Linked DNA regions of Homo sapiens: region 2 is linked to region 1. Evidence: chromatin loops called from intact Hi-C (ENCODE). Cell type or tissue: heart left ventricle. All regions are shown on one strand. Each heading gives the region's core, and the rest is flanking DNA. Links, peaks and the distances in the headings are about the cores only.

What was found. Hi-C counts contacts between places; a loop is a spot of excess contacts. Peaks named below come from ENCODE experiments on the same cell type or tissue, not always from the same donor. Only the 100,000 strongest peaks of a DNase experiment are listed, where the experiment ranks them.
Region 2: it touches region 1 in a loop (3-fold over the local background); 2 of 110 quality-filtered maps call a loop at or near these places.

The regions. Positions count from the first base shown.
Region 1 is chr11:91,786,388-91,802,105 of GRCh38, forward strand. LINC02756 (long intergenic non-protein coding RNA 2756) reads left to right here and starts at 7,935. Exons shown (of 12, transcript NR_187312.1): 1 at 7,935-8,035; 2 at 8,922-9,025; 3 at 9,614-9,721. RefSeq lists an enhancer at 12,266-12,765. In heart left ventricle, for the core only: no CTCF peak of the experiment used is centred there; no DNase peak of the experiment used is centred there.
Region 2 is chr11:91,846,995-91,862,712 of GRCh38, forward strand. It overlaps LINC02756 (long intergenic non-protein coding RNA 2756), which reads left to right. Exons shown (of 12, transcript NR_187312.1): 8 at 4,226-4,406; 9 at 8,975-9,064; 10 at 9,342-9,410; 11 at 15,193-15,265. Among named protein-coding and RNA genes, the nearest start is that of LINC02756, 61 kb to the left of the region's middle. In heart left ventricle, for the core only: no CTCF peak of the experiment used is centred there; no DNase peak of the experiment used is centred there.

The DNA of each region.
Region 1 (15,718 bases), core at 3,793-11,792:
GTATTTACTTTTCTTTCTATTTTACAAGTTAGGACATGTTTAGGAGGCAAGATCGTTTTTATTCTAAGTTTTCTTTTTTGATGCTAATCACTCAATGACATTTTCTCCTTCTGGGCTGAGGTTTTCCACATTTGGTCTCTGTCTTCTTTTTGGCTTCATTAATTGGACCATAATCCCCTTCCCATCTGCCCTGCATTACCACTGATTTTCAGAGCAATCTCACAAAGGTGGAACAAGTACAAGAATGTGGCTCTTTGCTGGTGATGATGCAGCAGACAAGGAACTGAAAATATGGTGGCAGAAGATACATCTGGGTAGAGACTACCTCGTGAGTATTCACAGGGTTCCAAAGGATTCTCCACACCACTCACCCTCCAAACTCTGGTTTGTCACAGCACAATAAAGTAACCACATTTGAGCATGTTTATAAATCCTAAGCTTAACCCCCTTACATAATATATTTTGTTCACATTGTTTCTTAAGTGCCTTCAATTCAGCATTTCATTTACAATAATGGTTCTCATCTTTGAATACTAAGTATCTGCCAGGCACTATGATACCTGATTTGCAGATAAATCTTATTCATTCCACGCAGTTATCTAGCAAAGTTGGTATTATATTTTATATGTGAAGAAACTGATTAAAGGAGAATGATTTGCCCAGAGTCCCCCTGTATGTAAGTGCCAGAACGTAGATTCATTCTAGTCCTATCTGACTCCTGTCAATTCTCTTAAGCACTAAACTGGTTTCTCTTTTTCTTTGGCATTCACCTTCCAAATATGAATTTCTTAAGGGTATATGTACAATTCGCCCAGACCGAGTATACACATAAGTGCTCATAAACAGCTATTGCTATTAGTGTAGAATACTGTGAATAATATAGGCAAAAGGAATTTTATTGATTCAGAATAAAATTCTTGGTGAGTGAACATCAACTCTGAAGAAATTATCCTAAGTGTGGCACTTAGCTCAGTTATTTAAGATAGTTCTTAGTCAAGCTAGGTCTAAGATTTGGTGGCTATAATAGATATTTAGCCAAACTCTTGGTGGTAAGAATTGGTTCTGATTTATCTCTATTCCTCCAAGAATTGACACACAGTGGCAGGCACATATAAAATATTAAATAAATGTTTGTTAAGTTGAATTAAAACACATTACAGGCCAGGCGCAGTGGCTCATGCCTGTAATCCCAGCACTTTGGGAGGCCGAGGCAGGTACATCACCCAAGGTCAGGAGTTCGAGACCAGCCTGACCAATATGATGAAACCCCGTCTCTACTAAAAATACAAAAAAATTAGCCAGGCATGGTGTTGTGCACCTGTAGACCCAGCAACTTGGGAGGCTGAGACAAGAGAATTGCTTGAACCTGGTATGCGGAGGTTGCAGTGACGGAGATTGCACCTGCCCTCCAGCCTGGGTGACAGAGCTAGACTCTGTCTCAAAAAAAAAAAAAAAAAAAAAAAAACACATTACGTAGAGGGAAGGAAAATATATTTTAGTTATACATTTAAATAAATACAAATAAAAGTACAAAAGACCCTTTAACTGCCTCTCTATTTTAAATATATTTTGTAACCCCGATATTAAGAGAAAACATGGAGGTGGAAAGTCAAAGAAATATTTGCTCAAATCCTTCTCCTTTATTAAAAAGTTATATGATTCTGGATAAAACAATAAACATTTAAATTCTCAGCTTTTTCTTCTATTAAATTGAAAATCATATCCAACTCATGGAGTTTTTAAGAATATATATATAACTTATAAATTACATAAAAAATTGTTATATGTATTACATATATAAGATACATATACAAACATACATATACATGTAATGCAATCATGCAAAGCTTAACATGGAGATACATTCTGAGAAATGTGTTCTAGGTGATTCTGTCACTATGTGAACACCACAGAGTACACTTACAGAAACCTAGATCGTGCATCCTACTACATGCCTAGCCTATATGATATAGCCTTTTGCTCCTAAGCTACAAACCTGTACAGCATGTTACTGTACTCACTACTATAGGCAACTGTAACACAATGATATTTGTGTATCTAAACATATCTTAACATAGACAAGATATACACTAAACATACAGTATTTTATACTTATGAGACCACTATCTTATATGTGGTCCATAATTGACCAAAGGTGGATATACGGCACATTACTATATATTTAATATGTAAGATATATATCATATATGTAACATATAGTATATATCACATATGTATTACACATTACACACATATGTGATATATACTATATATTACATATTTTTATCATAAACTTATGAGTATTATTTTCTGTATCATATATAAATATGAAATATATGTATGTCACATATATGTGACATACATGTTATATATAAGGTAATCCGTCTATGTATTAGTTTTTGCTGCAGTAACAATCAACTGTAAAAATATCAATGACTTATAAAAACAAATGTTTATTTCTTGCTCTTTTTACATAAGGTCTGCAAGAAGTGTGCTGCAGCTCTGCTCTAGACTGCAGGTGGGTGTAGACCTATTCCATGTTTCTTTTAATCTAAGACCCAGAAGGACCTGCTGACTCATGGAAGAGGGCAAAAACACAAAAGTACTGGTAGAAACTTACAATGTCTCTAAAAGCTTCTCACATTCTATTTCCAAAGTTAGTCACATAGCCAAGCCAAAATAAATGAGTCAGGAAGTGTACCCACCTACAAAGAAAGTGGGTAATATAATTATTCACAATTATATCACCAACCACCATAGAGATATTTTTAAAAATTTAATTTCCATTTCTGTTAAAAAACAAACAAACAAACATTTATGGTATACTAGCTGTGTCCCATATATTGTGCTAGTGGCTGGGAATATAAATATGAAAAGTTTTAGATCCTGACCCTAAGGAGCACAAAATATCATAAAATGATATTTTTTAGAATCTCATCAGTCTAATACTGTTGCATCCCAAGCTGTATAATTCATTGAACAAAATTTTCTATAGTTAATACCTGTTATAAAGTACATGTATGTATACATATATCCAGTCTGGGTGACAGAATGAAACTCTCTCTCTCTCTCTGTGTTTCTCTCTCTGTCTTAAATAAATGTTTATTAAGTTGAATTAAAACACATTACATAGATGGGACAAAAATACATTTTAGTTCATATACATATATATACATACATCTATATATGTGTGTGTATGTGTATATATACATATATATAGAGAGATAGATAGATAGATAGACAAATAGATAGATAGATATAGACAGACAGAGAGAGAGAGACTCACTCTGTCACTCAGGCTGGAGTACAGAGGCGCTGTCATGGCTCACTGAAGCCTCGACCTTCCCAGGCACAACCGATCCTCGCATTTCCACCTCCTGAGTAGCTGGGACTACATGCATGCACCACCATGTCTGGTTTATTTATTTATTTATTTTGTATTTTCTAGAGACAGGGTTTCATTATCTTGCTCAGGCTGGCCTCAAGCTCCTGGGCTCAAGCGACTCACACACCTCAGCATCCCAAAGTGTTGGAATTACAGGTGTGAGCCACGGTGCCCAGCCTAAAGTATATATTTTTTTACTAAGTTTTCTAACTTTAATATTTTTGCTTATCTGAAGAAAATTATGTTGCTGAAAAACCATCCAACATTAAAGATGAACAGTCAGTATCCAAGTTAAGAACTGAATAGTCACATTAGCTAGTGCAACTTTTATATATTCCACATTTTCAATTGCTATCTTGTTAGAAGTTTGTGGTCCCATCTGTTAAATATGGCCATATTAAAACTGACATGAAAGAGTCTCCAGTTTGTTATTTTCTGTTTATAACTTTTAGCCTAAATGTTGTTCATAAAATACACTTTCTTACTTAAATTCTTAATGAAAATGTATTTTTAAAAACCCAGAAAGCTGGCAGAACCTTTCTGCTAATTGAAAATGTGGTCAGGTTTTCTATGAACTTTCTGTCTGAAAGCAGCGCTGAGCTTGGAACTGCACATGTGTATTTTTGCACACATGCAAAAACTTTTAGCAAAAAAAAGTTTTAGACAGGTCTTGCATCAAATTACTCAATTTTAAAGGTTGCCATGGAAACAGATTAGCCCTCTGGAAGTGCAAAACCATGCTTGAGTCTAATGCAAAGAACAATCCATAGTATGAAAGAGAAGAACAGCTGGGAGCTGAGGTAGTGTCAGCTGACATGTCAGACAGTAGCCAGACAAAGTGAGCCAGGCACTGTCTGGGAAAAAAGGGGAGTGGGGGCTGGGGACGCAACTGAACACTGGCTACAGAGTGAACAAAATGGCCCAGCTGTTCACTCTCATCATAACTAAGAAAATATAGAGAATTCCAAGGACGAAGATTAAATTTACTAAGAGAATGAATATTTAAAATAAAATGGATTGCCCAAAGCAGCCTCCACCAGATGCTTTTGACTAGAAAGTGCAAGCAGGACTCTTCGTGGTAGGCCCAGTATCCTGGTTGCTAATGTGTTTGGGATATAAAAACTGAGTGTAATCTCTCTCTTCCTGGGATATTGCCCTTCTTGCTTTGTGGCTGTTGGAAAGTTGCTTTCTTCTAGCAAGTTATCATGTAGCACTTCTCTTCTTGCACTGTCCCGAAGGGGAGGGGCAATTCCTAGACTGAGATGGATTCAAGGAGGCCTCTCATGTACATGGTATCGGTAGCATGATTTGGAGGAATGGCCTGGGAGACAAAATGTCTGGAGTCATCTAAGACACTTGTTTTCTCTGAGTTGCAGTTGTTGAGCAAAGGTAAGGCAGTATGTTTCAAATAAGCTGAGGTCAGAAAAGATGTTTTAGGAAACAAACAGGTTGAAAGACACTGTGTTTTTGAATCTTGAGGACTCACAATCTTATCTTGTAAGTCCTCACTTGATGTCATCAAAGGGTTCCTGGAAACAAAGACGTTAAGGGAAATGACGTATAACAAAACCAATTTTACCACAGGCTAATTGCAATAAACAAGATGTAAGTTTCTACAGCATATTTCTCATCACAAGACCTTCACCAAACTTCTAAGTAAAGACGAAAAACACTCTTAATATTAAATATTGCAAGGTGAGATATATAAGCATTTTTAAAAGATTAATAAAAACAAGCAGGATAATTAGTTAATAATATTTTCAATTAATGATCATGAGTTGCCAGAAGTGCCAGAGCCTATCCTGGTAGCTCAGGGTGAGTGGCAGGAACCAACCCTGGACAAGAGGCTATCCCATGGAAGGGCACATTCACACACACACATACACTCGCTCAGATGAGGACCATGTTAGGGACCACATCACATAATATAAACATCTTTGAGATGTCCAAGGAAACCAGAGTACCTGGAGAAATCCCACACAGATGTGGGGAGAACTTGCAAACTCCACATAATAGCCCTGGCTGGGAATCTATTTTTTTTTATAGCAAAACAATGTTGAATAAAATGATGTTATTCAAAGATCTGCTATATGCTAAATTCTCTACGAAATCCCAAAAAGGAGGAAAAGCTGTCAACTACGTTTAATCCAATGTTTCCTTCATTATTTGGCCACAGAAAACTTTTATCACTTAACACTTGTTAAGATTCCACAGTGATGGGACCTTACAGTTCACTTTGGAAAACACTGGAATAACTGTTCCCAAGGACATTTTCAGCTGTGAAATCTGCATTATATTCCATATTTTTCAACTTTGTTGACATAGGGTCAATGCCGGAAGCTCAACCTTGGCTAGCACCTGGAAAGGAAAGATTGACTATCTTTCAAATCATCATTAAAACACAGAGGGTAGCTTCTGTTTCATATATAAAGTATGGTCAAGTAGTAACTACAGGCAAATTATTTTTAAAAGTGGGTGCTCCCCTGGCCTCCAGAGTGTAATTAAAATGCAAGGCAAGTTCTTATCCACAGGCAGCATCAGGATAATGTAGTTTAAAAATAGCATAAAGAACAAACTCTACAATCTCACAGTTTAAAACTTAACTTTATCACTAATTAACTGTGTGCCTTCGGGCAAATAATTTAACCTCTCTAAATCTCAACTCCTTTTTTCTATAAAATAAAGATAACCACAATGTTCACCAACACAATACCTGACAAATAATAAGTGTTCAATAAAGGTTAGAAAAAAAAAATCAGTAAAAGGAAATTAGGAGGGCCTCAGAAAAACCAGGCAACTTCCCTAAACAAAAAAACAAAAACAAACAAGCAAACAAAAAGAATCATCCTTAGGTCAGGCCTTTTAATGACATCCCTATCATTTTAAATTAAGAAGGAATAATATCTAAAGTTAACTGAGTCTAAACACAAAAAAGGGGGTTTCTTTCTTTAGTTGTACCTTCCTGAATACTTAGGTGATACTTTTTCCAAAATACAAATACAAGCATGTCATTTGCCTACTTAAAACCTTGCTGTATCCTAGGAAGCCACTGCCTGCGCAGTGACTCATCCCACACATTTATCTCTACAACACAGCCCTAGCCCTAGCTCCAGGTTGTGGATTTACTTGTGATATTGTAAATGTACCCTGTTGTGTCCTAAGTTGATGTCTTACACTAGTTGCTCCCTTAGCGTGAAACACCCTTACCCTCACTTATCTGTTTGTTCCTTTATTCCACCCCTGGCTCATGTCACCTCCTCTATAAGCCTTCCCTAATCATCCCCCAGTTCCTGACTCACCCAAGTTCCTCCAGAGAGTTGGCTCTGTCCTCTGGGTGCCCTCATAGTTCACTATAGTGTCCCTGGGCTGCACTGAAATGATTTGCTTCCTCACCAACTTCCCAGCTCCAGCATGCTTCGTGCTAGAGACGCCATTTGTCTTTGTGTCCCCAGAGTCTCACAGGGCTCTGGGCAAACATCTGTTAAAGGAAGGCATGAGGATATAGGGAAATGTTTCTGGAAACTGTTTTACCAAACAAACACTGTTGTGGCATGGAAAAGGTATTTTTTCCCACCAAATGTTTTGTTTTGTTTTTTAGCTACATACTAAAACAAACAAACAAACTTGTATACCTCAGGAACCACAAGCAAAATTAGGGTGCAAATCACAAGTAGAAAAAAACAAATCCGCCACAGACATGAGAGTTAGTATCTTTAGCTATCAGAAAAGGCAAATGTAACAAATGCCAATAAATACCTTGCTCACCTTCCTCAAATGATGGGCTTTAGGATAGTGAAGGGTACTGGTTTCAGTTAGAAGGTGGTCTGGCATTCTCAGATAGGACTCTGAGATAGGATCTGGAAACCTGACGGTACATTTCTTTTTTTCTCTTTTATTATTATTTTTAGTTGACACATAATAATTATACACATTTATGGACTACAGTGTGATATTTCAGTATGTGTATACATTGTATAATGATCAAATCAGAGTAATTAACATATCAATCACCTCAAACATGTATCATTTCTTTGTGTTGGACGTTTTAATGTTCTAATAAGGATCATAGTGGAACTTGAGGCTCTAGAGTTGCCTGTGTTTAAATCCAGGTTCCACTTCTTTCCAGCTCTGAAAATGCGAGAAAATTTTTTCACGTCTCTGAGCCTGTTTCTGCTTCTGTGAATAACCATACACACTCCAGTCCTTAGAACAGGGCCAAGCATATAGTAATGTTACCAGTGGAGGTTCTTGACTACGAGTTGTCCAGGTTCTTGGTGTTTTGAACAAAGAATTGAACAAAATGCACAAAAAAAATGAAGGAATGAAGTAATAAAAGCATAGAATTATTGAAACAAAAGTACACTCCACAGACTAGGAGTGGGATTGTGCAAGTGGCTCAAGAGAGCTAGTTACAGAATTTTCTGGGGCTTAAATATCCTTTAGAGGTTTCCCACTGGGTATTTGATTACACCCTACATAAAGGAAGGAGTGGCCCACCACGTCATAATGGTTGTGGGAGACAACCAATCAGAGGCTGAAGTGAAGTTACAAAGTTACACAAGAAGAATTGGCCCTTGACCAGCCTGATTGGTTGCAGGAGGGGACCAATCAGAGGTACCTCCCATTTTTCATCTGCAGCCCAATGCAAAGGTAACTGATCGTTTTGTTACTTGGGTGTGGAGAGGTGGGGTTTTCCTTTTGATTCAGTTCTAGGAATTCAGCGTGAATCAGCCTTAGGTTCCTTGTCTCTGGACCCTATTCTCCTGCCTCAGTAACTGCTTGTTAATTGTTATTGGATCATTTTACTATTATTTGCATCATTACAGTATTTGTTGTTGTGGTTGTTACATAAAGTTATTTAAGTGTGGTGCCTGGAGCAACGTGTTCATTGTGTGACCTTAGCCCAGGGGAATCTCACACTTTTTTATATGTAACAATAGCAGAGAGGAGGGTTGGAGATAACACAAAAGATTAAATACGATAATCTCAAAATGAAATCATTTGTAAACTGTAAAGAGCGATTAAGTCGTTAGTTCGATATTGTTTATCTTATTTAAACTCAATTAAATAAAATTTGGCCCGTTTGAACCTTCCTCCAGGTGTGGCCATTTGGTTGGGGACCAAGTAATATAAATAATGTGAGCTAATTAGAAACTATAATTGTGAAAGAATTTCTGAAACCTTTCGTAGACTAAGTTTTCAGTGTGGAAGCCTACGAATTCTGCAGCCTCAAGACTACTTATTTTCCCAGATGGCATTCCAGATATACCTAAACTTTTGCAAAACCCATCCTCTTTAAGATGATGGGTAATTGAATAAAAAGAATGAAACTGACTCTGCAAATATCTGGTTAATACATTTACTCACTGCTCAGTACTTCAGTAATATAACAGTGAGCAGAAGCAGGTTGAAGGAGTAAGTCCTGAAACTTCATTCACTAGCAAATGGCTGTGACCTTCAGAGAACCACAAATTGGGAGTGAGTCCATGTATAACAAGCCCTTTTTTGGTTTGTTTGTTTTTACTTTCTCTTTCAGTAATGACATGGATCTGGAGAGATTCTCTTAGGAGAGAATCTGGCTAAGTGTCTAGCAGGATGATTGATTAACAAGATGTTTTGTTTTCATCATCTCAGAGATAAGTACAACTATTCTGTCATCTAATCTGCTAACTCCTACATTATCAATACGGTAGTAATAAATTATGAATAAACATAAAATATACAGAGATAGAAACTGCAAATTTATTTCAGAGAGCACAGTTAAGGGACTGATTTTATTATTTACACTGAATTATAAGCACAATTATTTCCTCCAACTATAACCACAGAAAGCACTTTAAATTAGGATGCTTGGGCTGAACAGCCCAGAAAATCTACTAGCCAGAAATTGAGATGAGCCTGTGGATAGAGTTTTAGGTCATGCTTCCAGTTCACATTCCAGCAGAGATAAATGTGAGGCCTGGGCAGCATTTAGGTTTTGAGGTTTTTCACTCTTTGTTTTTTCCTTTGACTTTTAGCAGTAGCTAGCCATGATGAATGACTATCAATTACAATTAGGGTTGCCAGATAAAATATAGGGCTTCACGTTAAACTGATTTTCAGATAAACAATAAATAATCATTTAGTATAATTTGGCACATATACTAAAAATTTGGGTTATACTAAAAAAATTCATTGTTTATCTGAAATTCAAATATAATTAGACCCTCCATATTCTTTTTTAAACAGCTGTATTGAGGTATAATTGATATGCCAAATAACTGGACACATTCAACTTGTGCAATTTGATGAGTTTGGAGATACACATACATCTGTGAAACCATCACCAAAATCAAGGTAATACATATATCCATCACCACTAAAAGTTTCTTCTTTCCCCTTTTTTTGTTATTTTGAATTTTGTGGTAAAAACACTTACCATGAGATGCTATTAAATTTTTACATGTACAATACTGAATTGTCAACTAAGGGCACTATATTGTAGAGTAGATCTCTAGAACTTGTTCATCTTAAAAAACTGAAGCTTCAAACCTATTGAACAACTCCCCATCCCCATCTCTCCCAGGCTCTGGCAACCATCATTATACTCTGTTTCTGTGAATTGGACTATTTTATTTATTTTTTTTTATTTTTTGAGAGTGAGACAAGGTCTCACTTTGTCACCCAGGCTGGCATACAGTGGTGCAATCATGGCTCACTGCAGCCTCAAATTCCTGGGCTCAAGTGATCCTCCTGCCTCAACCTTTCAAGTAGCTGGGGCTACAGGCATAACCCATCATGCCAATTTTTTTTTTTTTTTTTTTTTTGTAGAGATAGGATCTTACTATGTTGCTCAGGCTGATGCTAAACCCCTGGCCTCAAGTGGTTCTCCTGGCTCAGCCTCCCAAAGCACTGGGATTATAGGCATGAGCCACCACACCTGGCCTGGTTGAACTATTTTAGATATTTCACCATGATTGCAATGGTACAATTATAGCTCACTGTAGCTATTAAGCCAGTCACAGAAGACCAAATATCTCACTTACATGAGGCATAATCACATTTAGCATAACGTCTTCCAGATTCATCCATGTTGTTGAATTTTTATTTGCCAGCTCTGACAACCTTAGTTACAATCAATTTATGAGAAGGAATTATCTGTCTCCCTACATACATTTCCCAGTGAGGAGAAAATAAGTGATTCCCTCAGACACAGAGGTCCTAGACAGCCCCACTAGCTACATTTTCCTCTTCCAAGTACAGAAGGAAATAGCTCCTTTAATGTTAAGAAGGTACCAGTTGCTTCCTTTGCCTGACTAAACTTTTTTCCTGCCTTCCCCTTAACTCTTATTTAAGTGGGAGGAGAGAATGGAAAGGTGATTAAGCATTTCAACCCAATGCCAAAATACACAATTTGCTAAGCAAATGCTTGTAAAAGAGAGGCTTGTAACAGAAAGAAATTGTTCATTAATTTCCTTACACCCTTTTCTTTTATTAATGATTAATCTATTTTGGCAGTTAGCAGAAAACACTTCCCTCTCTTCTAGGGTATTTCTATGAGTCATATTGGAGGGAAAAACAGAGGTTTGGGATTCATACAATGTAGTTTCAAATTCAGCCTCCAGGACATACAAGTTATATGAGCTCTATTTCTTCATATTTTTATCTGTAAAATGGGACAATAACACAGTAATCACCCTTACAGAACTATTGTGAGAGTTAAATGGTATGAGGTACAAAAAGACACAAAATTTTGGGTTGGGATTTTCCTCCTCCTTCTCTTTCTGAATTTTTAGAAAGCTTTGAAAGGTTTATTCATCCTTTCATCTTTTTATTTTTTTAAATATAAAGAGTCAAGGCACTGCCTCCTCTTCTCTCCACCAAGTGTATTTCCCTTGGCACTGCTTGAAGGTTCAGGATTATCTGCTTAGGAATCCTGTCTGTGATCTCTATTTATAATCACCCTTACCTTCACATGTGTCTGCCATATAAACTTTATCTTTGGGGTAAGAATACTTGTAACTTCAAATCTGTAGATAAAAAAATAGTCTATTTTTATAGATGCCTAATACTTTTTGGAAGAGACCATCAAAAATTATTAAGTCACTCTCTGAGTTTGGAAGTAATGGTTAATGTTCACTAAATGTTATAAAGCTGTGAATGTTTCCAAATTTTGAAATATAAATATGCATTATGTTTATGATAAAAATAAAATTAATTGAGTATCAAAATATTAATAAGTTACTAAAGACCTCATAACCAGTCAGAGGCAGAAACAAACCTTGAATTTTGTTCTTCTGACTACAAATAGGGGCTTATTTCCTTCTAGTATGCTGTCTCCTTGGTATGTTCCACTTGCCCTGGTGATCTTACAATGGATAATAATAAATATTCAAAAGTGAACAAACCCTGTCTTCCCCAATAGATCATAATGACCTTGAGAACGGGAGCCATGCCCTGTACTTGCATAAAATGGTGTCATCTAGATCCTAAGTGCTTATCAAATGTTTATTGACTAAATGATTTCCTACTCACAATAACTTTTCATTATCTTTTTAATGGCCATGGTGGTCTGTCTGGAGTGGCCACTGCGAGGACACCATAAGCAGCGGGGTAGGTGCAGCCAGGGCTGCGCACTCTATAGAGCCAACGGGGCCCAGAAATAGGTGATCCCGGCAGGGGGCCTGCACCCTACCAAGTTGGGAGTGGCAGAAGCCTGTGCTCCCAGGGGTGACTGCAGCCACCCAGCTGTGGCTCCAGACCCAGGCCTCCCTGTACTCTCAGGGGCCTGGACAGTACCCTGTCCCCATAGGCTTGGAAATGCTTGCTTCCAATCCCTGGCCTCTTCCAGCCCCTGCCTCACAGTGGAGCGAAGTTGTGGACACGTCCTGATAACTGAGCCTGGGCACTGTCGTGACCTGACCGGGTGTGCATGTGGTTGGGGCAGCACTGATATGCCAGCCTCCCCACTGCCTCTGCCCCCTCTGGAAACTGCTTCTAAGGCTAAAACTTTGAGCACCAACTAGCACAAGAGTGAGGATGTGGCCAGGGGTGGGAAGGCCTGAGGGTGGCTCTGGGCCTGCAGGCACCCCTCAGCACAGCCTGTGCACTGTGGACAGCATGTTGATGGTGGTGGGAGGCAGAGAGGTTCCTAGGTGGGAAAGTGCAGGTCCCCAGTAAAACCCAGCCTTCCAGCCAGGGACAGCCTGAAGCCTGGGGGCTGGGCTGCCCTTTCCAGGTGAAGTCCGCAACCTGGAGTGATAACTTTCTTGATGCTTTTCAGCCAATCGATTGGTGCTTTCTCTGGGCCCACTCATAGACTGATCAGCACACACTTTCTCCTGCTTATGTGACCAATCAGCACACACTTCCTCCATTCTGAGCCCATAAAAACTCTCAACTCAGCCAGACTCAGACAATGGTTGGGACTACCTGCCTGTGGATAGGAGGTACCCACTTCAGGTCTTCTCTCCACTGGGGAGAAGTTTGGTCACTCAATAAAGCTCTTCTCTGCCTTGCTCACCCTCCAGTTGTCTGCTTAACCTCATTTTTCTGGGATATGGGACAAGAACTTAAGAACCACCAAATGGCAGGAGCAAAAGGAGTTGTAACATGTTCCTGGCTGACTTGCTGAGATGTAGGTGGACTGCAGAAGTGAAGAGTATTTACTGTATTAGTCCATTTTCATTCTGCTGATAAAGACATACCCAAGACTGAGCAATTTACAAAAGAAAGAGGTTTATTGGACTTAGAGTTTCACATGGCTTGTGGGGGGGCTCACAATCATGGAGGAAGCCAAGGAGGAGCCAGTCATATCTTACATGGATGGCAGCAGGCAAAGAGAGAGCTTGTGCAGGGCAACTCCTGTTTTTAAAACCATTAAGATCTCATAAGACCCATTCACTATCACGAGAATAGTACAAGAAAGACCCACCCCCATAATTCAATCATCTCCCACCAGGTCCCTCACACAACAAGTGGGAATTATGAGAGCTACAAGGTGAGATTTGGGTGAGGACACAGAGCTAAACTGTGTCAGTGAGCCTTCTGGGGGCCCACACCTTGGGATTCCCGAAGCCAGAGCTTAATAATATAGACCTCCCACCCTTTGCCAGTAACAGATGGCTGCCCCATATGACAAAAAGCAGCAGCAGGGCCAGGCCAGCCCAGGAGCCATGGGCCAGAGTGGGATGGTGAGACTGAAAGAGCTGCAACACAGATGGGTTGAAACATGCCCCTCCATACATGGTCCCTGCCCGCCCCACCCCACCCCCTCTCCCCGGCTGGCCAGGCTGCAGACAACAAGAAGAACAAGAAGGAGAGAAGAGCTGTGGCCCTGCTGGGAACCCAGATCTAGAGGATCCCTGAGCCAGGGTTGTAACATGTTGTAACTTGTAACATCCTCTTTGGGGCTCTGCAGTTCCTGGCATCTCCAAACTTTCAGGCATCACTGTGTTTCCCTCATCCAGATGCTGGTGCCTGCAGTGGAGGCTGCTTGAAATACATCTGGTCCAGTCACAGCCTTGATTGGGGCCAGTGCCTGTGCCAGCACCTGGAGCTGCCTGCCCCACCACAGCAGCCAGCGTGCCTGGCTGTGCACAGAGGCCAGACCTGTGCTCACTCACTCACACGCCCCTCACCACTCTGTGCCTGGCTCACCCTTGGCAGGCATGGGATCTCGGCCAGTAGCACGAGCCAAGCACAGCCTGCTGGGCCAAGTGGGTAAAACGAGCCCAGTGGGTGCGAGCAAGACTCAAGCAGAGGCACCACCAGCCGCCGAGGCACCACCAGCCACAGAGGTTTCTGGCTGGTGAAGCAACACCTGAAGAATCCTATGGCATTTTCCTGACTTTGAAATTTACCCACTTAGTCAAGAAAATATGAAGCTATTCATTCCCTTTACTTGTCTAGCAGAATATTTCCACATAGAAGATTTTAGTCTTTGTCATCAAGACTGCGTAACATTTAACACTCCACCACATCAAAATGCTACTTACACATACATAATAAACACTCAGAGAGGAATGCTGCCTCAGACATCATCTTTTCTTCACTCTGTCTAAAGCATGAATGTCCTTAGATGTTCATTCAAAATTAGTGCCAGGGAGTGCTATTTGGCAAGGCCACTTAGAATATAGTAATTAATTAGAATGCATTTATTAAATTAAGCTGAAACTATCCTCTCTAACTTTCACTGATGATTCATATATAAGCCACGTGGACTCAAATAAATTCTCATCCTTTCTACTTTAGAACTGCTTTTGAAGTGCTTTTAGATATATTTGGACCTCCTAAATATTCCTTTTTCCTTTCTTTTGGCTGGATATTTTTTAAAAAATTAAGCCCCCTCCTCAAATTCTAGAACATCCAACTTTTAATTTCCTGCCTTGCATTTGATATCTTACAGTAATGTGAATAGATGAGTAAGGGTAATATCAACTGTAACAAATGGATTCAAAAAATATATAATGTCTTAAATACAATAGAAGTTTATTTATCACTCATGTTATTGGTGGGCAGCTCGTTTTGACTTGGTGTTATGGACAGCTAGGAGGTTCACATCCCTTGGCTCTCTGATCCCCCAAGGTTTCATTATTATTGTTTGCATCCAACAGATAAAAGGAGACAGAAGAGTGTGGAAAAGAAATATTACTTAAAAACTCTTTTCTAGATACTCATCACTTATGTTTACACTCTAAGACAAAAAAAGAAAAAAAAAGAATCAATCACATGGTTATCTCTGAATGCAAGGAGGCCACGGAGGACAACCCTGGGAAAGATGGTCTCCTCTTTGGTTGTCACTTCCCTGGAACAACCTTACATTATCACTAAAGGGGAGAGAAAATTGTGTGTGTGACAGTAACCTTATCTGCCATAGTGTGAGGGTAGATCAGATTTAGCAACCAAGTAGCAAAGTGCCAGAAGCCTCAGGTTAACAAGAATTTCTCCTTTATAGGTCGTCTTCTCTCTAAGCCCTAGCTGTGCCACCCTCTCCATTATTCTCACCCTCTCCCGTGACTTTCTACTCTGATCAATTAAAAGACTCACCCAATATTTTGTGTGACCCTATGAAAGGAAAAAAAAAACACTGCTGATTATTCTGACACCGTTCTTTCAGAGCACAGTGACTGTATGATATATCCCAATATCTGAAGTTTTAAAATTGGGGAAAAAAAGCATCTTAGAATCACAATGTATGGTATCTGCTGTCTTATACAAACACATACATGCGCACACTGCAATGCATAGCTTGTTCTATTTTCTTTCTCCTATTTCAGAACTTCCAGGTATTACTCCTTTAATCTAATATACCTAAAGCTCACAGGAGATTGTTTTAACAATCTGGGAATCTCT
Region 2 (15,718 bases), core at 4,721-12,720, 62 kb after region 1:
ATGATATGGCTGTCTTAGGGCCACAACCACCACCTCCATACCGACACTTGGAATTACCTTTTCAGTTACCAGCTCTGAAATGGGTATTAGTGAGCCTGAGATCTAGCCTTAGCTCTGCTGTGTGACTTTAAGCAAATCATTGACTTCTCCTGTCTTTGTTTTCTCTTCTACAGATTGAACTAATTGGGCTAGTTTCCAAAGTTACTTCTAGTTTCATGCTATTTAGAAAAACCAGTATGCTCACATTTAATATTTTAATAACAGGGTACTCATTCAGTCAGTTTGTCATGCATTCATTCAATAAACATTTATTGCACACATACCCCTGCTGGGCACTCTGCCAGGGATACTACTGAAAACAAAACTACTTCATGATCTTTTCACTCTTATGGTCTTTGCCCCTCTTGCTGTCTTGCCAAAGATTCAGACACTAACACAATCACATAATTGCAAATTTTAGGAGTCTTGATAAATGGCAAGGGAGAAGTAGTGGATAACTCCTTTCTGTCCTTCTCAGAGCAGATCAGTCTTGGAGACCTGTATACAATGTTGAGCATTCCATTTAAAGACTCGTGAAGATGAAGTTGAGTATGTCTAGATATGAACAACCTGAGGACACCTCATTGAGATGCTGAGACTGGGCCACATAAAGTACTAAGAATAAATACACAAGAAAGAGAAGATTTGGGAGAGGGGGGTAGATATTTACCAAAAAAATGTACTTCAAATAATGAAAGTCATGTGGAAGAAGGATGAAACTTGTCCGAGATGGTCTCATGAGCTAAAATTATGACCAGTGACTGCAAGTTGGAGGAAAATAGATTTTTGCACAACATAACATATATCACAACCTAAATATACAACAGAACAGGCTGCTTCAGGAAGTAGTGAATTCTCTATCACTAAAACTATTGAAACTGAGACTAGAAGGATGACAATACAGGCAGAGCATATTTAACTATGGTGAGCGAATAAAGGAATGGCTAAATGTATCAATGCATCCTAGGCCCAGAACATATATTTCAGCTTTGCCCATGTAGATGAAAAAAATTACCTATAAAATTCCTTTCATTCTGAAAATCTAGAATTGTTGTATCTACGATTCTAAGAGACATGTATTGCCCCAATAGAGTGCTTTGAGGAGCATAGAAAAGGTGCCCAGCCTAACAGATCTTTCTCACCTAATTGGAATTGCAAAGGACTTCATTTTCTGAATCTATAAAATGGCAACAATAACACTTATTATAGGCTGTGTTCTTCTTATTATTATTATACTTTAAGTTCTAGGGTACATGTGCACAACATGCAGGTTTGTTACGTATGTATACATGTGCCATGTTGGTTTGCTGCACCCATTAACTCGTCATTTACATTAGGTATTTCTCTTAATGCTATCCCTCCCCCATCCCTCCACCCCATGACAGGCCCCCCTGTGTGATGCTCCCTGCCCTGTGTCCAAGTGTTCTCATTGTTCAATTCCCACCTATGAGTGAGAGCATGCTCATAGGTGTTTGGTTTTCTGTCCTTGTGATAGTTTGCTCAGAATAATGGTTTCCAGCTCAGAATAATGGTTTCCAGCTTCATCCATGTCCCTGCAAAGGACATGAACTCATCCTTTTTTATGGCTGCATTGTATTCCATGGTATACATATGCCACGTTTTCTTAATCCAGTCTATCACTGTTTTATAAAAATTAAAAGAGATAACATATGAGAAGTATCCATACTATGGGATTAAATAAATTAATCCATGCAACATATTTGGAATAGTACCTAAGCAGGTATTCATTGTAGCTTTGAGCAATAGTATTTGTTCCTTTTATACTTTAAAGACCACTTTAGATGAAGGGCACATTAACGTGATCATTACACGAACCCTAAGGGAGAAAGCTGGCTGGATAAGGAATGAAAACTTGTATTGTTGAATCAATTGGACTGGAGCTAGCTATCTGAACACTCCCAGATGAGAGAAGTGTCCATAACATCAGACCCAAATGAAAATTCCAGGAGCTTGGGTTTGGATGAGAAGAAATTTTTAAAAATAAAGACAGGTTACCAAAATATCTTCAAATGTTGGTCAGTGTGTGGGCTGAGTGGATCAAGCTAATAAATACATTTGTTGGCTGTTTTAAAAATGGCTTTCAAATCTTTCTTTCCTATTTGTGGTGCTAGTGCCCTTAGGACAGAGAGAAACAACACAGGTAAAAGCAATGAAGCAGGAGCCAGAGACAGCAGGCAGGATCAAAGCAGAAAGCAGAAACCTGACATGATTCCCTAAGGGGTTAGAGTGTAGCTGCAGACCTTGTGGACTCATCCCTTGAGGAAGGAAAGGGAAATGGTGTTAAGCTGGTTGAAACTAATTGTAAAATCTTCCTTTCAGTACCCCGCGTCTGCCTCAGTCCATCCTCCACACCAGAATAATCTTCCAGGGAAACAATGCTTATTATGTCTACTAAAACCTTCAGTGAGCTCCCCATGGCTATAGGATGTAGCACAAGTGCCTTGGCATCAACCAGCCCAGTTCCCCTCTTGGGCTTCATGTCCCACTTTCAGTGTATGTTATCTGTGCTCTGTCATCTGGGCTTTTACACCATCCCAAGACTTTTTGTGGTCTCCCTGCCATTACATGTGCCATTCTGGCCTCCTGATACCATTTTTCTGCCCCACAGATCCACCTCCCCACCCTGTCCTACATAAATCCATCCTTTTTTAAACCCTTCTTTCCTTAAAATCTTGCCATACCACTAGAGAAGCCTTTCTCCAATATTTCCACCACCTGAATGCAATCCCCAAGCTCAACGGGGTTCATTTTTTCCCAGAGAACTTTTCTTCACATCTCTACAGAGTTTTGAGAAAAAGTCAAGTCAAAGTCTCACTTCCCAGATCGACAGTGAAATCTTCAGAGACTATATTATTATATCCTGAGTGCAGGGCAATTAGTAGGTGCAGCTAATTTGTTAAATAAATAACTGATCAAACATTCAGCTTGAACTCCATGGAAGCAAAGATCTTGATAAAACATGAATGCCAACATATCTGCCATAATTCAGAATCTGTCTTATTTGCCCCTTCCCTGTTCTTTCTCTACCTTTTTATGTTCTTTTTACATTTGTGCATTTATTTCAGCCACACCAGACACTTATTTATCGCTTTTGATTTAATTTCTCCCTCCATAGATCTGCTGTGCATGGGCATCTCAGCTGCGAGCCTTATGTTCATAAATATCTGCCGGATGGCTTTCTTGTTCAGATGCCTTCAGCGTGTGAATGGAAACTGTCGACAAAGTCTGCTCAATAAGCTGCATTGTTTGCTCACACTCAAACAGGACTGAGATGTGTCCATCAATAACAATTCACATTGCATTAAAATATAGATGAAAACACATACAAGGAAAATAAACTTCATTTAGACTTAATGAAATTTAACGCATTTTACAAGAGTGTAAAATATTTTAAAAGGTGGACACTTTCAGAAAGAGCTTCTCTGACAGGAATACGTCCCTCTGGTGGTTTGCTATTGGGATACAGGAACAGTTAGTGTCTATGTTCTCATCATTTTATGATTTCGTGTGCTTAAATGGACAGCTCTATTTCTGTATTTTTCAAATGGGCAGCAGCATTCCACAAAGGAAGGAAAAGCCACAGGCACATCTCAGGCCTGAAGGATCACTTGGGTCTTCGGTGCGCCAAGTCTTAATTGCAAGCTCATGTTAATGAGAGAAGCAGGGCAGGCAGGCAGGGGTCGAATTAGAAGAAAGGAGTGCTTATATGCCATTCAGACCAACCTCACTCTCACCTAATTTAGAAGTGGAGCTGTTTCTGGCTTCCCCTAGTCCGGATGAGCTGACATGTGGATTCCCTATTAACTGTTGCTGCCTGTGATTTTTGTGATTTAAGAGAGGAGCTGACTATGTTTTTCACCACATTAATAGCAATGAAACATATGATGAAGTGCCATGCTCTTTTCTGGGTCCAGCTGCACTTCCAGCCAGACTCTGTGGATTGAGAGCCCCGCTTGACTTAGTGTTCAATTTCTCTCCCTATAGATAGTATTGCATGGCCAGCAGCTCTCTGCCAGTCTGGAGCACAGAGACCCAGTCATGACCACACTGGTGACTGGAAGAGAGATAAATGCAGGCTTTGCAAGCCACTAGGTGGATTTTCCAGGAAGACAGAAGCACTATTGTAATTCCTAGCCTCACTAACTTATTTTTTTCTTAATGTTAGGATTTAAGAAAGTCTTTGTGGCTGTGGTGGCTTCAAATCACTCCCGAGGCTTTAGAAGAATATAATTGCCGTTCTAAGAAGAATCTGAGGCCTCTAGGAGATCTGCCAGTAGTGGCCCCAATGTATAACAGCACTAGCTCAGTGAAGAGAGAGAGAAAAGATCTGAAGAGAGTGGTTGCAGGTATTCGTAGGGGTTTTCTCATACTTCCTCTTGTTTCTGGTGCATAACAATTCTTTATGATTTCTGGATGTTGCAGTAAATGAGGCCTGTGTAAGGGTTTTTATTTTTTGGTTTTGGTTTTGTTTTAAGGATCTACATATAATCATCTATGCATGTGAATGTATACACACTTATACATACATACACTTGTGTGTACGTGTATTTCTTCATGGGTGACAGGAAAACCAATGATCTTTCCAAACAAGCTTATCATTTTCCTTCAGCATACTTCTAAGGGTTGAAATTACATTGTGGCCTCATCCATTTCAGTGACTACAGCCTGAGTCTAGCCATGAGAACCACTCAAACACTTAACATGTCCCAGCCATGGACAACACAATTGCTTTGTCATGCTTGTTACTGTAAAGCCTGAATAAAGAGAAACAGAGTCTGAATCCCTCTCTTCATATTTCTTGAACTTTTTGTTGCACAGAAAGCAAAAGATCAGGCTGACGTTTCTAGAGAAAAGTGGGTAGGTTAGTTTGATGGGGCTTCCATGGGAAAACAACACAGACTGGGTGGCTTAAACAACAGAAAATTATTTTCTTACAACTCTGGAGACTAGAAGTCCAAGATCAAGGTGTCAGTGGCTTTGTTTTCTCCCGAGGCCTCTCTCCTTGCAGGGGGCCACCATCTCCCTATGTCCTCGCATGGTCTCTCTGTGTGTGCCTGGGCTATCTCTTTCTCCTTTTGGAAGGACTCCAGGCCCCATGTTATTAGCCTTATTTTAGCCTCACTACCTCTTTACAGATCTTATCTCCAAATATATTCTGCAGTAGCAGGAATTTGGACCCCACATAGGAATTTTGGGGGACATAATTCAGGCTATAACAGTAGGCCTCCTCAGTGAATATCTCTACAAACATTATTATCAAGATTTTATTCAACTTGGGGCCCTCAGCTTCCAGAGGCTCTGCTTTTTGACAATGATATGCTTATTTAAGTCATTCTGTGGATGCCCTGTTTAGAATAATAGTCACTGTCTGTTGTTCATGGACAAAACAAAACAAAAGACCAGATCTGAGGCTTAACTCGGGTTACATTTGGTAAGGGGAATATGCCAAGTAGCATCATTTTTAATGAGACCTTCAGAAAACATTGCACGTGACTAAAATAAGGTAAGAAATGCCAGCCTTCCCTAGTATAAAATTGGAAGAGCTCTCAGGGCTGCATTGCTCTGACTCATTGAAATTTCTTCATCTGTCATCATATCTGCTTCTTTACTCCCAATTCACCTGTGCTACTATAGAAAATAACATATTTAAAAACCCTTCTGCCACTTGCCCAAGTCTCCCTCAGACATTCAAGGTTAGATATATGCACGATTGTTAAATAAGTTACAAAAGACTTCTTGGGATATTTCATCACTTTAAGATGTTTTCCTCCTCTGCAATTCCTTAATCATAATAATAATTATCATTACTAATGTCATAATGATAAAAACAAAAGCAGAGCTGCTATTATCAAGTTACAAGAACTTTGCTAAAAGCTTTGTATTTATTATCCCAATTAATTTTCACAACAGCCCTGTGAAATATGGACTATCAGTATTTCCATTAAGAGGATGAGAGAACTCAAACTCTATTCATCATCAAGTTCTTAACTACTTATTTTCTTCTTAGTCCTGAATCTCTCCAACTCCTGATGTCCAGCCAATCAGTCCTCCACTGTATTTGGTTTGGCAACTCTGGTGCTGATTTTAAGCATGTTCTAGGTCATAATTGCTCAAAATCTCTGACTCCCCTAACACGATCCAGCCCAAAGTCTAGGCTGGTCCTCTGGGTTGGTATTTTGCTAACCTGCCCCATCTCCACACCTGGGAATGTCTGAAAGCTCAAGTCTTATTAGGGTCATTTTTAAAAAGCCCTGCAGTAGCTGAGTTCAAAAATAATTCTGATAAATGAAGATGCTTTTCACCATTTAGGTTTGAAAAGCGTTGCTATAAAAATGTGTAAGATAATCAGCTGATTAAATTTTGTGTATTTCACCTTTCTACCACAAGTGTCTAAATTTAAAAAAAAAAGAGCAGAATCTTTTACAAGGGCCAAGATATCATCAATAAAATAAAGACATTATTTATAATCTTAAGGCGCCATGAGGGCCCTTTTTTTCTCTGAATTCTTTCCAAAAGGAATTATACACCTTGTGTCCACACCCTCAACAACTCTGATACCGCCTTTTTGTGAAGACAGCACTGTGCTGCTGTCTAATAATTTCAAGAGATATCATACTGAGCATTTTCTCACCAAGAGACTTAAGATCATCTTCTTTCAGGACAACCTGATTGACATTGTGACCTCCTGTTTGTTTGCTTGCTTTTTGGCTTATGACTTTTTTTCCTTTGTAACAGAAGTGATGCCATCATTCATTCTGAATCCAGCATCCCCTTGAATTAAGATAAAGTCTGAGGCCACCTTTGTGACATGGAGTTATGCAGAGGGGCCTATATGTCAACTAAAAATCCCTACTTCCTTTCTCAGTCTAAAAGAACTAGCTAAAAACTGTATAAGAATTCCATCCATTTACTCCATTCCAGTCACAGAGCAAATTCCAAACCTGGGCAACTTTGTGCTTGCTAATTGACTTTATTCAGTATCTTGATCTAAAGGTTGACTGAAGGTGGAGAAGAAAAAAATACGAATTTATACAAATGACTTAACTGCATGTAATACAACACGAGGCACAAGCAAGCTCAGCATACACCAGGTGCATCGCAGATGGGGGAGTATTCCTTATTGCTAATAAATTCAAGTGCATGTCTTCAGTGGAAAAAGTAAAAATGCAGGCCCCATTAGTATTAATGTAGTTACTTACCTCACATCTATACAGACTTTTTTTTTGCATTATCCCAAAGCTGGTAGTCATAGCATGCACATTTTGCATCATTTTCATAGACCCTCTTGTCTTCCCACACACATCTATGAAATGTCCACTCACTCAGAATTTAATTATTATAATGCATTTGTCTCTTAACAAGTAATCCAGTACCTATAAATCAATGCTGGGCACCCCAAACTGATACAGGATGTGCTGTTGGAGTCTTGCTCTGCACATATGGCTGGGATAATTCAAGAACAGAAAGAAGCAGGCTGTGATTCTGGCTGATTAGAAATATCCCCACCCTACAAAACCAACATATATACTATGTTCCAGATACTTTTCTAGGTGCTTATGTTATTTCATTTAGTCCTTGCAATGACCGAATGGGAAAGGGATTATTATTATATCATATTACAGATGAAGAAATCAAGGCACAGAGAGGAACAGTAACTTACCCAGGGTTGCCACTGTGACTGGTGGACCTGTGACCGAGCTAGGGCCACCTAACTGTGGAGTTTGTGTGTTGACCACTCCAGCCTATAGAAATGGGCCAGGACAGAGTCACTACTCATCTGCTTGGAGAGCCTCATGCTCAACAAGACATGAGAGAACCATTCTCCCAACAGAACATCTGAGCTATGTTCCTAAATCTGTCACCGACTTGATCCAAGACCCTGGGAAATGCCTCTTAAACTCCCTGGTAATTAGTATTGTTATGTGATTGCATGGTGGGAGTGAAACTATTTGGACAGCAGTAAACACTAGAGCAGTAAAAAGGGTCATGTGTGTTACTGTTGTTTATAAAAACATAAAAGTTATGGAGAACATTTTCCTTTCCATTTTCTCAAACTTCATGTATTGTCCAGCATTGTCTTACCCTTATTAATATGTCACTAATATTTTCCTGGAAATTAATCTTTCTTTTAAGAAATAGGGTCTCATTCTGTCACCCAGGCTGGAGTGCAGTGTGCGGTCATGGATTGCTACAGTCTTGAATACCAGGGCTCAAGCCATCCTCCTGCCTCAGTCTCTTGAGTAGCTATTACTAAAAGTGTGCACCACCACATTCAGCTACTTTTTTTTTTTTTTCTTTTTTTTGGTAGAGAGGTGGTCTCACTTTGCTGCCCAGGCTGCTCTCCAACTCTTGGCCTCAAGCAATCCTCCTGCCTTGGCCTCCCAAAGTGCTAGGATTACAGGTGTGAGCCACCATACCCAGCTGAATTTTTATATTAAATAATTAATCAAGTTCCATTGTAAGAATGTCACCTAATCACCATTAAAATACATACAAAATAAGTAAATAAAATGAAGTTACCCAGATATCACTTAAAATCATCTCACATACCACAGAGGAAAATATAGCTCTTCCTGATAGTCTACATATATAAAATTTTCATATTTTCTTCCTGCCTTGCCTTGTCTTTTTTTTCTTCCTTCTTCCCTTCTCTTCACTAATACTTAATGAGTATATTCTATGTGCCAAGTAGCTTTCTATAACTAGAGAGAATCCAAAGTAAGTCTCTGTTTTCATAAACCTTTCTTCCCGCCATGAAAATAATCAACAAATAAACAAAATTTAGCACTGAATAATGTCAGAGTTTCTAAGGAAAATAAAACATGGTAAAGAGGCAGAGAGCAGAGCAGGTATGAAGAGATCTTCTCTGTCCCATCCAGATCACTCTCAATTATTTTCCACACCCTTTTTCCAGTTTGAGCTCTGTCAATGGGACAGTCCTGGGCAGGAGACTGGGGAGAAGAGGCGGCTTGCTGGTTTTCCTGAACCACTTCCACCCTGAAAGGTCAGTGGATGGGGGACTGGGTCTCAGCACTTTCAATTCTCTTTCTGAATTTTGGGGCTTAGGACCCTGACTGCACGGGGAATGGAATTCTATTCGAGATGGGGTGATCAGGGAAGTCTTCCCTGAGGCCCTTTTACTTTTTCTTTAAATCAGAGAACATTACAAGACACCAAATAAGATAAACACAGGCTTTTGGTAACCTACAGCTCCCTTAGGGCCATCTGACATAAGAAGATTTTGGAAATTCAAATCAGATCTTTTTTCTTTTTCCTTCTAGACTCCTTGCATACAATCATCAGAGAAGAACCGTGGGAACCAAGAACCATGAGCAGGAGAACCATGAGCAGTAAGCACCTACAGGGACTGTGGAAATGGGAGAGACACTTGGACAGAAAAGCAGCTGAAGATGGGATGAGAAAGCAGACAAAGGAGGGAAGTGCTTCTGAACAGAGTGCCAGTCTATGGTGCCCAGAGCTAAATCCTCAACTTTCAAATCTGTGAAGACTGGAGATTCTTAATATTTGATGATCTGGTTTATCTGCACATATAACTAGCATTATGTTACCCTCACATTAAGTTATATTCTTAGTTTCAGTTTTCCAAGAAATGCTGCTTGAAACTACAAACATCGTTTAAGTATTTTTGAGCTAAATGTATTCTCTTTTTAATACTCTTGCTTTAGTTTCTCTTTTTGTTTAATTTTTTATGGCTGGAAGAGTATAATTAATTCAACATGGTTGCTTAGAGAGACATTTTCCAGGCCCCACTAGGCATACTGTAGTCATTTATTCAAAATTAGGCCTAGGGAATAAGAATCTCAAGTAAATAATTTATTATATTTGATGTAAATTCATCTAGATTTTCTGACTTTTCTGAAAAATATATGCTAATGCCCTTAAACTGTATGAAATATTTGTAGTATACTTCTGGAATATCTTTATCACCCCACAACTTTGTTTAGACAAATACCAATTGGAACTCAGAAATTCAGTGTATTACTCTGAAAGTGTGCTCATTGGGCAAGATTTTTTAAGCCTTTTGGACTTTAACTGGAGCATAGTGAACTGCACTTTCTAAGATGTGAGAAAAATATATTTTTCATATTATTGGTATCAGAAACTTGTCTTCTGGGAAGCCCTTCACCCCCAAATGGGCCCTAACTCACTTCAACCACTTATGGTTTATCTGAAATTCTAAAATGTATGTTTTGCTGAATTCTGATATAGCAAGAGCTCTTTATTTTTCTTAAATAACTACTTTGAAAGAATGATTTTGCAATCCTATAACTAGTACTTATTACTTCAGATCATTCTAACATGACTCATAGATTAAGTCCTTGCCACTCACTCAACTTTTGGCAAGCATGAACATCACCTCCCCAAAATCTACAGAAATGTTTATACATGCTATGTTAACTGTGGGCTCTTCTGAGGATTGACTGGAAATTCAATAATATATGCGTTTTTTTTTAGCTTGGATTCCTATAAATTAAAGCAAAAATAGAAATTGTATTTATAGAATAAATGAGAGTTTACTGTAAGAAATATGACAACAAAAAAATATTTTTGTCATGTTTCTCAGTTTAACAAAATACTGTTAACAAATGTGCCAATGTTTCTCTGGGCAGCTTATATTTTATCTGAAAGTTGTCATGTAACTAAGTAATCAAAGAAAATGTGTCTTTGCTTAGCTCAGACTTTAGAGTTGGAAGGGGCCTTAAAAATTAATTGCATAAACTTTTTTATTGACAAGAATGCCCAGAGCTTGAACAGAGAAGTAAGTTAGCTAAGAATGGTTTAATCTTTTCTGAATTCATACAGAGGCCCCCAGGAGCTTCTTTCTCTCTGCCCTCCTTGCTATGCTCCTCTGAAACTTCAAGGAGGCTAACTGAGATTGGCCAGGCCAGGAAAAGTTACTGCCAGGAACGTTGGAGATCTTCAGCGACCAGAAGAAAGAAAGAAATTATTGAGGTTGATATTCTAAGGAATTAGGGCCCAGTAATTACTGCTGGTCATTGTCCCATCAAACCTTAACAGGGTTCCACAGTTGCAGTCACTTCCTGCATGAATCTGATTCGCTGCCTGGAATTTAGATACATAAACCAGTGTCTTGTTTGGCCTCCAGTGCTTCTACATGTCTCTGTGCTGAATGGTCACTGTACCAAAGTACCCACCCACAGGGACAGATGGGGCTGAATTTTACTTAGCCCAACCCTGCCACTCATCGAGCCTTGCTCTGTGGCATACCAACATGTCATACCACCCAGTGAAACAGATACCACTTTCTGGCCTTACAGGAGAATTACCCACTCATTGAATTATCCATCTCCCCAAAGGGGGTGCCCTAATGCACCTCTGTAAGTCATGTGGACTGGTGGCATTCTGGATACTTTACCATTTGAATGTCTTTTGGAAATCTGCTTTTCAAATGGGTAGCTTAGCTAGATGACCTTCATTAACAATAACTCTGACTTTTTAGTTCTAAGAGCAACAGAGAGGGCACCTATTCCTCCTTTATGCTAATTCTTCATAAAATTTCTACAGAAAGATTTAGCCAATTGGCAGCACATACAGGGTCCTCTGTGGTTATTATGAGCAGTCACCCTTGAATTTATAACTGGGAGCCATTTTTCATATTCTAATAATGATCAGTTCTATGCAATACATATACTATGGCATTTTCTTGAAGAAGGTGCTTTTCCAAATCTGTGCCCTTGGATATGTTTTAAGGCTTCGATTGAGTTTTGACATTTTCATGTCTTCATTAGTGAATTCCAGCAAATCTCTTCTCCTTGAAACCACTGCCTGCTCCCACCACCTCTCTCAGAGAGCCATTTGCTTACTGAAGGTTTAGGGCAAATTTTATTACTCTGGACAATAAAATAACATCCATTATTCTTACATATCCTCCCATCATATTGAGAATTCAAGTTTTAAAAAATTTTACTTAATCTATTGACTCATAGAATGTTAAGCCTGGAGTAATGAATATTAATAAGGTACCACACCAATAGGCAGGACATTGTGTCCTCCATGTTGGCCACCAAGAAGCTGCACTTTCCATTTTCCCTTCCTCTCCCCTTAGCTGAGGACTATGTCTGACACCCAGCAGGCCCTCAATGGACAGACAATGGATAACACAGTGAGTGTAGAAAGTAACTTCTTTTTTATCAATGGCACCTTCAATAGTCCCAGTGTAAAACTGGAAGCATGTGGCACAATAAAACACATGGGAACAACAGAAAAGATCAGGAAGAATTCTCAGAGCCACATTCTGGGTGATACCAAGCTCTTAACTCTAACACTTAACTGTATCCCTCTGTTTCTCCAACTGGACCACAAAGCCTGTAAAGTGATTCCTGTCACTAATCTTGGGGATCCAAAACTTTTCCCTTTACATCTACCATTCTCCCCTTTCCCACAACCTAATAAGCCTCATGAGTGATGACCACAGCCTTGCTTTCTTCTGTTTTCACCTCTACTTAGGTCTCCAAAATCTTTATAGTCCAGGATCTACTTACTACAATCTGTTGGAAGGAAATACATTATTGAGTTAAAGCAGAGATCTCAACTAGTTGAGTAAGGGTGTTGAGAAATGAGGTGGAGGAGAAGAAAATGAAATAAAATTAGTAACAGATTATTGTCTAAGATCCTTTTAACATCTTATTTGGAATCAATGTGAGGGTCTGTAACACTAGGCTTCTGAGTCCCTTCTTTACCAGAACTACTAATGTAGTCTGCAAAGTAATAAGTGCTCCATTGGCCTGAGGGGATTTGTCCTGCTGCCAGACCTATCACCAAGAAGGCATACAGGCTTTCTGAGTGACTAAGCACACTCAGCAGATTTTATTAATGGTTGTGATGACTATCTACATAATTCCCCCCACATATAAGATTTTTAAGGGCACCTGTGTGGAGACAATTCTACCAATTTCTTTGGTAATCTCTTTTTCTGGTCGTGTAACCAATGTAAGCAGGGGCTTTCCCACATGTCTGAGATAAACTGGCCTGCTGAAGCTCAGCCCCTTTCCAGAGAGTCTATTCTGGCCCCTCCACTTTCCTCTTCCACATGGACTTAATAATCTGATTTACTGCACTTTACTTTCATGGGGGTGTAGGGGTCTCTGAACCAGCCAGAATAATTGATGACCCTCTTTCTCACCTGAGTTCTGAATAAATTGAGAAAAGAATAAAAGATGGCGATCAAAATATCCTTTTATGACCACTAACAGCTAAGGCAGAGGATGCAGCCTCATATGACAACTAAACAGGCTTCTTAACAATAAACCTTTGAATAGATAAGACTTATTCCTCTGCCTGCCAAGTCCCAGGCCCATGCAGCTAAGATTTGCAGAATGAGTGAACAAAGAAGAGACCCTGCTCCCTGTGGGCACCTGTTCCCAACAGAAGTTGCTGAGCTGAGCTTTATTCTTCACAAATTTATTAATCATCTGAGGCACTGCCCCCTCCCCTCTCCTCAGGTTGCTGTGTGCATAGGGTGGAGAAGAGCCAGAAGTATTCAGGGAAAATCCCTTCTAATGTAAAGCAGAGGTTGGGAAGAGTCAACGTTTACTTAAAAATTAACCAGTGGGGCCAACTCTACTGAAATAAATTGAAGCTTTAAAACAATTTTTTTTTTTTTGGTCTACTTAGTCATTCCAGGAGCAGTCTCTGCCATTTTGAGGATAGGTGCAGCCATGGGTAACAGTTTTATGTCTCCTTCAGTAATGTTTATTTCTGAACATTCCTGGCTAATTATACTGCTTGGTCAACCAAACCAGGCAGGCCAAGCCTCCAATAAGAGGCTCTGTGAGAATTGCCTGGAGACTTGATTATTCATTTCAGTAGCCAGAAAGTTGATCCTGAGTCGCGGCTGAGTGCAGCCGTCTGGCTCAGTGTGCAGAACCCTGCCCTGGCTGAGTAGTTAACTTGTTCAGAGCCATGTCCTTAGCCTGATTCCAACAGTGCCACTAATTCTCACTAATCCTCCTCAGCTGAGACAGCCTGTACATGACACTTCATTTGGCACACTCATACCTCCATGGTTTTCCAAAGAGCCTGCGGGGAATGATGGCAGGGCCATGGTGATCAGTACCTGGGAATAAGGTGGGGTGAGAAAATGTTATACTGGCATCCTCATCAACATGGTCAGTCTATGTCAGGTGAACATGGAGTGGCAGCTAGAGACTTGTTAGTCATCATTGCTATATGTGCTTTAAACCATATTACACATTTTTTGAGGGCAGAAAGGGACATTATTTCTCCAGTGTTTTCTTTCTGTGACTTGAATGTTTTTTCCATGGAAAAGATCACCATGTGTCCTGGAGGAAACATGGGCCTTAGAGCTTGATGACCTTAAAGGTGGGGTTCAGCCCTCTTGGTGCTCTGGGGGGACATGTACCTTTATCTCATTGAACCTCAGCTTTCTCATCTGCAAAATAAATGCATAATAATTACCCCATGTATGTATGGTGAGTATTGACTGGGATTACACATGAGAAGTGCTCAGCACACCTAGTACTAACACATAGTTGCATAAAAGTTGATCCAACTAAAATTATCTTATGATGACCTACCACATAGCAGAAAAAATAATCTTCAGATACAGGCTTTTGGTATTTTATGAGGCAAGAATTTTGACTAATGAGATTACCCTTCAAATAATACATATTACTCTAAGTTTCTAGGATATAATTCATTCTTTCCCCTTCTCTGTTTTCTAATTTTGACTCCCTTTTGATAGCATTAACCTAAAATGGTGTCATTTTACAACAAAGACAGAAATGGAAGTCATGTAAAGGTCAGGTTTCTACAAGGGAAATAAGGGAATAGAATTGCCTGCTTAAGAACCTGCATGAAATGAGATGCCATCTCACCCCAGTTGAAACGGCTTTTACTCAAAAGACAGGCAATAACAAATGCTGGAGAGAATGAGGAGAAAAGAGAATCCTGGTACACTGTTGGTAGGAATGTAAATTAGTACAACCACTACGGAGAACAGGTTGGAGGTTCCCCAAAAAACAAAAATAGAATCACCATATAATCCAGCAACCCCACTGCTAGGTATATGACGAAAAGAAAGAAAATAAGGATATTGACGAGATATCTGCACTCTCATGTTTATTTCAGCACTGTTCGCAATGGCCAAGATTTGGAGGCAACCTAAGTGTCCATCGACAGACAAATGGTTAAAGAAAATGAGGTACATATACACAATGGAGTACTATTTGGCCATAAAAAAGAATGAGAGCTTGTCATTTGCAACAACATAGATAGAACTGGAGGTTATTATGTTAACTGAAATAAGCCAGGCACAGAAAAAGAAACTGCATATTCGGAGTAATTTGTGAGGACTAAAAATTAAAACAATTGAGCTCATGGAGACAAAGAGTAGAAGGATGGTTACCAGAGGCTGGGAGGGGTAGTGCAGGGCTGGGGAGAAGTTGGGAGGGTTAATTGGTATGAAAATATAGTTAGATAGAATGAATAAGATCTAGTATTTGATAGTATAATAGGGTGGCTACAGTCAACAGTAATTTATTATATATTTTAAAATAACTAAAAGAGTATAATGGAATGTTTGTAACACAAAGAAATGATAAATGCTTGAGGTGATGGATACCCCATTTACTCTGATGTTATTATTATGCATTGT